2 separate regions of the Homo sapiens genome follow, and region 1 is linked to region 2. Evidence: read pairs that join two places in POLR2A ChIA-PET (ENCODE). Cell type or tissue: Panc1. All regions are shown on one strand. Links, peaks and the distances in the headings refer to the core of each region. The heading gives the core; the rest is flanking DNA. Region 1 has its middle 6.6 kb from the start of CAHM. Region 2 overlaps PRKN (parkin RBR E3 ubiquitin protein ligase).

The links. ChIA-PET counts read pairs that join two places held together with the same protein. Peaks named below come from ENCODE experiments on the same cell type or tissue, not always from the same donor. Only the 100,000 strongest peaks of a DNase experiment are listed, where the experiment ranks them.
Region 1: POLR2A ChIA-PET joins it to region 2 with 6 read pairs; 2 of 35 experiments call an interaction of 5 or more read pairs at or near these places.

The regions. Positions count from the first base shown.
Region 1 is chr6:163,405,196-163,409,596 of GRCh38, reverse strand. No RefSeq gene overlaps it. Among named protein-coding and RNA genes, the nearest start is that of CAHM, 6.6 kb to the left of the region's middle. RefSeq lists enhancers at 3,233-3,422, 3,653-3,832, 3,843-3,912. In Panc1, for the core only: no CTCF peak of the experiment used is centred there; no DNase peak of the experiment used is centred there; H3K4me3 peaks cover 754 bases; H3K27ac peaks cover 2,580 bases.
Region 2 is chr6:161,602,736-161,607,136 of GRCh38, reverse strand. All of the region lies in intron 7 of PRKN (parkin RBR E3 ubiquitin protein ligase), which reads left to right. Among named protein-coding and RNA genes, the nearest start is that of AGPAT4, 330 kb to the right of the region's middle. In Panc1, for the core only: no CTCF peak of the experiment used is centred there; no DNase peak of the experiment used is centred there.

The sequences.
Region 1 (4,401 bases), core at 302-4,301, 1.8 Mb before region 2:
CATTTGTAAAATGAAAGGCATTGCTCTTCACAGCTGTTCTAATGGTAACTGTGCTGCTTTTTTAAGCCACTGACATGATCATTCCAGATGTAGTACTAACATTTAGCTTAAACTACTGCACAACGGTTAAACGGTAACTGACAGTGTAAGGTTTCTACTCATTTGACCCTAAATGAAACTTTAGAGGTAAAAACATTCTCAGCCAGGATGCAGGTCCTTGTGCTATATAATCCAACCTTCATTCCATATTTAAACAGAAACCACCTAAAAAATAACTGTCTGTCAATCACAGGAAGGTGAGAGTGAGTTACAAATGCATTTTGTTTTGATCTACTCCCAGACTGATGCTTGGTTTTATGATTGCAAGACAATTTCACAGGTGCTCTCCTGGATTGGGTTGATTGTTATTTTATTTTATTTTTTTCCTTCAGATTTGGGACCCTTTAGGATGCATCTGTGATTAGATTTTTTTTAACATACTAAATGGATATGTTGGATTTATAGTCTATGAGTTAGTTTTAAAAGTTAATATGGGTGACCATTTTACCAACAAGGGGAATGACTATTCATGTCCCAGACATTTAATCAAATGCCATTATCCTTTACTAAAATTTAACTTAGAGCCTAAATGTACTTTTCCAGTAATTTCTGTATATTAATGCGTTCTTAACTGAGTTCCCAGTGAGACCAAGGAAAGACCAAAAAAAAGACTGACATTTATAGAGTCCCGATCAACCTTCGGGCACTTCAGTTACTGAGTATGCAGCAACTCTGAGTTAATAATTATCCTCATTTTACCGCTGAAGAAGCAGAGGCTGAGAGGGTTAACTACATAATGTGACTCATGTGGCAGCTACTGAATTCAGGACAGGATTCAAGGCAGACCTTCGGAGTCCTGAGTGATGGAAGGCACACTGTTGACCTTTCTGTAAGTTAAACTTGGGTACCTCAGGAGCTGTACTTTAATTAAAATACCTGTGGCGTTTGAGTCTCTTTTTTCCAGTATTCTAGCTGATGGTGTATAGAGAAAGGATTGCTGTGCTAGGTATAAAAAGCCTTATTCGTTCTATGCTAATAAGTTGTGTAGCACTGCATAAGTAACCCTGAATCCGAGTTGAACTAAGTGATCTCCAAAGTCATTCGAAGGTTTAAAATTCTGTGATTCTAAATAAAATATCCTCACTAAGATTAGCAAATTGACCTTGTTGTAATTTTATTTCTGCACCCAGGATAACCCTGTATGCAGATGGATGGTCATGTAATAGCAATAAGAAATTAATATAAAAACCTTTAGGTGTCCAATTTTGCACAACTTGTTGAAATAAGTAATAAATAAATAATATGGATATATATTATATATTATGTATATTATATATAATATATATAAAGAACTATAAATTCTTTGTGTGTGTGTGTGTGTATATATATATATATATATATATATACACACACACACACTAAGAATTTTTATTTCCCTTAGGCAACACATTTGGCTGAAAATGTTACATTTTTGTAATTTCCAAAGAATTAAAATCAAATCTTTCTTATTTTTTTAAACATACTACAACTTAATAGAAAGTGGAGCACTAAAAAATTTCATCTAGAGCTCTTGATGAAGAAACTTACTACAAGTAGAGCATAAAAATTCCTTAAAGGTAGAATTCAGGTCTTATTCCTCTTTCTGCTCTTAAAATGCTTTACAAGTAGTCTACTTTAAATAATTACTTCTTTGAATGAACAAAAGAAAAAAAGGAAAAAACACAGAGACATACTTGGACTCTAAGGAGAGGAAGCAGCCATGTAAGCTGCTCATAGCATCTGAAAATCCAAAAGATTTCTTTGCCTTCAATGACAGGTAGTGTTTGATGCTGTGTGTTCATATTTTGCAATGTAATTCAGTGATTCTTGCAAAGTATTTTGGAGTGTAAGCGATGTCTTACTCAGCAGGAAACAGCATTTGTGGCAACTAGGCCAGGGAATCCATAGTCCTCTGAATCTATAACAGGTTAGAAAATGAGCGCCTCTGGTTTTAACATTGAAGAGTTTGTATAGCAATGATATTTTATCAGAATTGTTCACTACTTATTCAGATATAAGATTAAAAGCAGGCAGGGCACAGTGGCTCATGCCTGTAATCCCAGCACTTTGGGAGGCTGAGTCAGGTAGGTCACTTGAGGTCAGGAGTTTGAGACCAGCCTGGCCAATATGGCGAAACCCCATCTCTACCAAAAAATACAAAAATTAGCCAGGTGTGGTGGCGTACGCCTATAATCCCAGCTACTAGGGAAGCTGAGGCACAAGAATGGCTTGAACCCAGGAGATGGAGGTTGCAGTGAGCTGAGCTCACACCACTGCACTCCAGCCTGGGCAACAGAGCAAGATCCTGTCTCAAAAAAAAAAAAAAAAAGATTAAAAGCAATTATTTGTAGCACTGAGATTCAAGCAGTACACACCAGTACAGCCTTTTCAGTTTTTAAATTTTGAAAGATTCCCACACCACTCAGTGAGCAGTCACTGCTCTGAGCCATACTACCCAGGCCCTCTTCCGGAGCCCCGGGACCCCCCTAACCCAGCAACCAAAGGCAAGATGCCTGGCACCCTGACCCCATCAGGGCTGGCAGACACTGATCATTTATGCCTGTGCTGGACCAACTGTTACAACTTTTTGATTATTACTTCTGTTTGTATGGGCTTCTTTGCATATTTAGAAAATTATTTTATTTCATATCTTTATGTCCATTAATCCTGGGCTTATGAGTTTTTACTAAATGTAATGAAAGTGGATAGTTTTTTGTCTAAGATACATGTAGGTTCTTTGGGTATATATCCAAATTTAGAAAGGTTTATACAAATGACATTTATCCAGTGGCAATGAAATACCAAAGGCTTCAGTTTTGCTTTCTATTTTCCATAAATAATATGTTAAAAAAACAGGTTGCTGCCAGAGATGAAAAGTGATTCATTCTCCTCCTTATGATAAACTCTGTATTTCACACAAAGAAATATCTCTGTTCTGTTCTTCCCCAGTCCTGTGTAGCCATTTGCGTTCCTTTGCTGAGCTGTACAAGTAATACTGATGATGCTAGCATTTATTATTTCCTAGTTATTCTGTCTAAGCCAATCTGTAAAATGTGTTACAGTTACATTTTATAGATCTTCAAGGACCACCAACTTGATTAACTGACATTAATGACACTGTATTTTTCTCAGTATCCATTGGTAGTGAGCATCCTTTTGAGTTGGAAAGAAAATGTGGCATAGTGAAATGAGCAGCTGTTTTTATTTAACAGTTTTAAAATGCGTGCCCTATATTGATAGTGTGAGCTGGGAATTAAGCAGCCGTGAGAAACTGAAAGCTAAAGCTGTGATCGACAGAGGGACGTGGCCCTGCTCCTGCCTCTGTCCTTTCTGTGTCCAGGTGAAGCTGTTAAAGGAGCAGAAAGAATGTGAGGGGATCAGGAACGCAAACTTAAATGTGAATCAGGAAGGAGAAGAAGGGCTTGCATGCGAGGAGTTCAAAGACAGTCTTGTAAACTCTCCCATCAGCTGACCTGCCAGCAGCGAGCCGCCTTCTCCTCCAGTTCCTCTCTGGGTGCCTGGCTGTTGGTGGCAGAGGCAGCAGGCCCTGCTCTGTGCCAGGTCCTTGACCTCTGTAGACCGACAGCCAGACTTGACCTTCTCCTCCCCCTCAGCTCACCAGATTTCAGCTTTTCAGTCAGTCCCATGCCTGATTTCATGAAGGCACACTGGCACTTCATCAGATGGCCCCAGCCAGGCCCTGCCTCTGTGTTTGGGAAGAGGGAGCAGACACAAGTCTCAGACTGTAAGTGGCAGGCTGGCCTGGCGTCAGGGCCACTCAGCACCCAGGCCGGTGCGGGAAGGAGGCCTTTCATCTCTAGGCTCAGACAACTGGTTTGGGGCCTTTTAATAAGTACTTCCTTCTGCACTGAAATATGAAATAATAATACCTTAGCCCCACAGCATAACTATGTGCCAAGACTATAGAAACGCTTCTCACAGATAATGCAGAGGAACGGTCCTGAAACAAGGACGGAAAGTCCTGAAACATTTTTCCTGAAGAATTTGCTGGTCCTCCGAGGCAGCTGCAGAGCAGGAGGATCCAGAAAAGTCACTGAAGAGGTCCCAGGTTCAAATCTCGACCCTGTCACTTGCTAAAAGCAACGTAAACTCTCTGCACCTCTCTTTTCTTGCCTGTAAGGTAAGGTGGTGCAGCATAAGGATGTTAGGATGGCATGGGTGCCTCACTGCATGCCTGGGACATGGTAAGCTTTCAATAAATAGCATCATTTTAAGAATTGAAAAGGAGGCCTGGATAGGGCTCCAGTTCGTACACACGTATTTTGGGATGTGTGCAATCTCTCTACGTTGAAATTTTCTCCA
Region 2 (4,401 bases), core at 87-4,086:
AACTGCAGATAGAAAGTCTACAATAATGTCCTGCCCAGTGGTGGGGAGGTGTAGGGTTTTATTAAATCTGGATGCCGTCAGTCTGGAAGGGAGGCAGAACAAAGGGGTTGAGCTATCACCAATCAACATGCAGTCATCCATGTAATTCCCTGATTTCAATAAAGCCCCTCATCTCCCCCCCATGCTGTGCCAGGTGGCCTGAGCCCAGATCCACTCTGTAGGGCTACTCTGGGAAAAGAACATTTTGTCTTCAGCCTGGGGAAGCAGGGAAAGTTGCCAGCTTCATAGGCTGGGGGGTGGGATGCTGTCATCTTACTGCTCACTGTATGAGATTTTCAAGTACTTATTCTCATTTGGGCCCTTTCTTTTCTCTGAATTTGCCAGGGACCTGGATCCTCCAGTCCTGGGCCTTCCGGTGGTGCTGCACCTAAATGGCCTTGATTATGACTGAATTTCCCTTCTGCAGACAGTGAGGCTTTAGCTTTCTCTGCTCTGCTAAATACAGTAGGTTCTACCATTCCATCTGTGTTCTATGATTTGATTAACATCTCTCTTCTGATTTTTTCTTCTCTCTCAAACTCTTTGTCCTTATAGATTTATTTCCCTTCTGCACCAATATCATTTTAGTCAGGCTTTAGGAAGTAGGAGATTTAAACACATTTGTTCAGTCTGCCACATGGAACTGGAACACTTGTTTTTCTTTTTTCAGTTACTGTCACCACCATCCCTACTGGTCAAAATTGGAAACCCTGAAGTCATCCCAGACTCCTTCTTTTACCACATCTAGGTAGTCACCAACTCCTCTCAATGCTACCTACTAGTTAGCTCTTAAATGTGTCTCCCAGCCTCCCTTCCTCCTGCTGTGTGTTTAGTGTACGCTCACATCACACTTAACTGGAGAGTTGAGCAGCTTCCACATTGGCCTTCCAATATCAGCCTGTTCTTCACACCAACCCTGCCATTGTGACTCTAAAACAGGAATTGATGACATTTTCCCTAAAATGTTTTTATGGCTCCCCCAGACCTTTGGGATAGAAAAACAGTCTCTGTCCATGAAAAGAAAACACTTCATTACATACAAAACCTTCTGCATTTCCTCGAACCCCCATCTCCACCTCCTAGGACTACCACCACCACAGGCCCCCAAAGAGCTTATGGTTGGTTCCTGAGGAAACTCTTGGCTCAGGGTGTTTGCACACATGTCCGCATCTTGCTGTAGAGCCCCTATTTTCTCCTCTGGCTGATACCATAGGATGCTTTTCTCTATATGCCACTCATCAGAGGGTTGTAATTTCTGCTTGGCATTGTTCTTTAGAGAGGGTAGTCCAGACGGGTGCAGTGGCTCATACCTGTAATCCCAGCACTTCGGGAGGCCGAGGCAGGCAGACTACTTGAGGCCAGGGGTTCGAGACCAGCCTGGCCAACGTGGGGAAACCCCATCTCTACTAAGTACAAAAATTACCTGGGCGTGGTGGCACGTGTCTGTAATCCCAGCTACTTGGGAGGCTGAGGCAGGAGAATCGCTTGAACCTGGGAGGCAGAGCTTGTAGTGAGCCAAGATCGCGCCACTGCACTCCATCCTGGGTGACAGAGCAAGACTCCATCTCAAAAAAAAAAAAAAAGAGAGAGGGCAGCCCCTTTCTGCTATTTACAATGGTGTCAAAACATCTGTATGACATGGCTACCACTAAAAATAGAATAGATTGCTATTACCTATGGCCATGCTGCATTGAGCATTTGAAATATCAAAATACATATGTGTGTAAATGTATATGTGTCTGTGTGCACATGTACATTCTATATGTACATGTAATATATATGCACATATACACATACGGGTACATAGCTGTATATATGTTTTCTCACAAAAGAATGTGAACTGTTATATTTTAATGCATTTTTCTCCAAAGCTGCAATGATCTAATATGAAATTCTCAGCTTTGAAAGGGGTGGATGGTACACAGATCCTTTGAAAAATTACATCACAGAAATACTGTGAGAATGCAGAAATATTAGATGTTGAGGAACTCAAATATGTTTCTCTAAAATATAGAATAAAATAGAATATAAATTTAAATCTGTATTTTATTCTAATTTATGTTATTTTTTAATCAAAGAGAAAAAAGCTAATCTAAGATTTTCAGTAACAAGTAAATCCCTTTATGGTGTCTCTTAAGAATGTGTCAGATTTCTCTCTTTTTTGGGGACAGAATCTCACTTGTCGCCCAGGCTGGAATGCAGTGGTATCATTTCAGCTCGCTGCAACCTCCACCTCCCAGGCTCAAGTGATTCTCTTGCCTCAGCCTCCTGCGTAGCTGGAATTACAGGTATGTGCCAGCTCACCCGGCTCTTTTTTGTATTTTTGGTAGAGACAGGGTTTCGCCATGTTAGCAAGGCTGGTCTCGAACTCCTGTTCTCAAGTGATCCGCCCACCTTGGCCTCCCAAAGTGTTGGGATTACAGGCATGAACCGTTCATGCTTGCCAATGTGTCAGATTTCTAACCTAAACACTGTGCATTCAGAGACTCATTCTCATCTCTATAAAGTAGGATCAAATCCGTGGCCTGAAGTTGAGCAACCATGCTGCAAGTTCTTCCTCCAGCTGAATAAACTCCATTTGACTTCGATTCTGGCCACCCGTTCTGCCCTAAAGGCCTAGGGAGTTGTTAGCCGAGTAGATTGGAGGCTAAGTTTGTCTTCTGCACCCCCATCCATATCACCATGGTGGAGGCTTTCTGTTGTGTAAAGAATGCCATCCTCCTGGAGGCAGCTTCATGACTCCTACTTTGAAAACCCGCTCTAGCTGAAAGGCTCAAAGTTATGTCTTAAACTAAATGGTCTGGATTGTCTCTGTGTTTTGAAGGTGCTTTTTTTAATTTACAAGAACTTGTTTAGTTTCAAATAGTTGACCTCTTTTTAAGGTTCAACCCTGGAAAAAAAAGAAAAGCATTGATCTCTATATTAACGTAGCTTATCATGTGGGCTTAAAAGTCTCCTGTCTTAGTCCATCTGGGCTGCTATAATGAGATCCCATAGACCAGGTGGCTTATAAACAACAGAATTTTATTGCTCACAGTTCTGGAGGCTTGGCAGTCCAAGACAAAGTCTCTGGCAGATTTGGTGTCTGGCGAGGGCCCACTTCCTCATAGATGGTGCCCTCTTATGCATCCTCACATAGTAGAAGGGGCTGTTTTATACGGGTACTAATTGAGATGCATGGACACTCATGAGAGACATAAACATTCAGACCATAGCTTCTCCCATTTTCCTCCTTCTCTTGGATTTCCCTTTCAGCTCAGCAGCTCACTCTAATCTTACTCATTTCTAAAGACCCAGGTCAAATTTGCTGTCCTCTGTGAGGCATTCCCAGAGCTTATGGAAATAATTTTGTCCCACATGGGTTCCTGAAGAAGTTCCATATATCTGCTACTTCCCCAAACCCCATCAAAATGATACGGAAGGAGTTAAAATAGTGTAAGTCCACAAGAACACAAAGAGTTAGAGAGAAGATAAAAGTCAGGTAAGAGAGGTCAACAAAATTTCAGAACACAGAGGGAAGAGTGAATAAAATAGAAGTGTTAAAAGATAAACTAAGGCGTATTAAAATTTTAAACAGCTTATGTGCGCAAACAGTGATTTATGAATCTAGCCACAAGTGGTCAGAGCTCCACCACAGGTCATTGAAGGGAAAGCTTTTATAGGATAAATTTGGAAGCAAATAAATTATGTAATTGGCTAAAGTTTGAACAATTACCTTATTTGGACGATTCCCATGGGAAGTTCAGAACAATATAACTAATTCCAAGTTGACTGCCTGTGATCAGCTGAGTTCAAGTTTCATCTTTTAAATTAGCCGATCATAGGAAATGAGTCTGAGTTATATTTCAGTTTGCTGATTTAGGAACCCGGGGTTTTAGAGCCACCTCTGTCTGATGGCCTCCCATTTAATTATTTTCACAGAAGATAGTCAATATGGTGCCAAAAAAAAATCGGCAATTTAGCACTGTTGCTGCTACGCTTATGAATGTGGATCCAACCCTTAATGTTGTGATTCTCATTTTCCTTGTTTCTAAACTAAGGATGATTCAGTCTTTCTGGTCTACTGGAAATATTTCTTGTTCAGGTCAAGGGAAGTAATGTGGGTGAAGGGCTTTGAAAACTGTGTAGACCTTTATAAAAACAGAAGTCTTTATTAGTACCATTATCAGTCTGCCTCTTACTGTACTTAAATATTTGTTTATGTATCCCCTCAACTAAGCTGTGGGCTCTTTGAGGGCAAGGATTAGATCTTGTTTATATTCCCTAGAGTTCTTAGTTTACTCATAATAAGCATTCATTTGCTGAGCTGCATTAGTATTGGCCTAATAAGTTACCAACACATTCTTAAAGTGCTCTGAAATG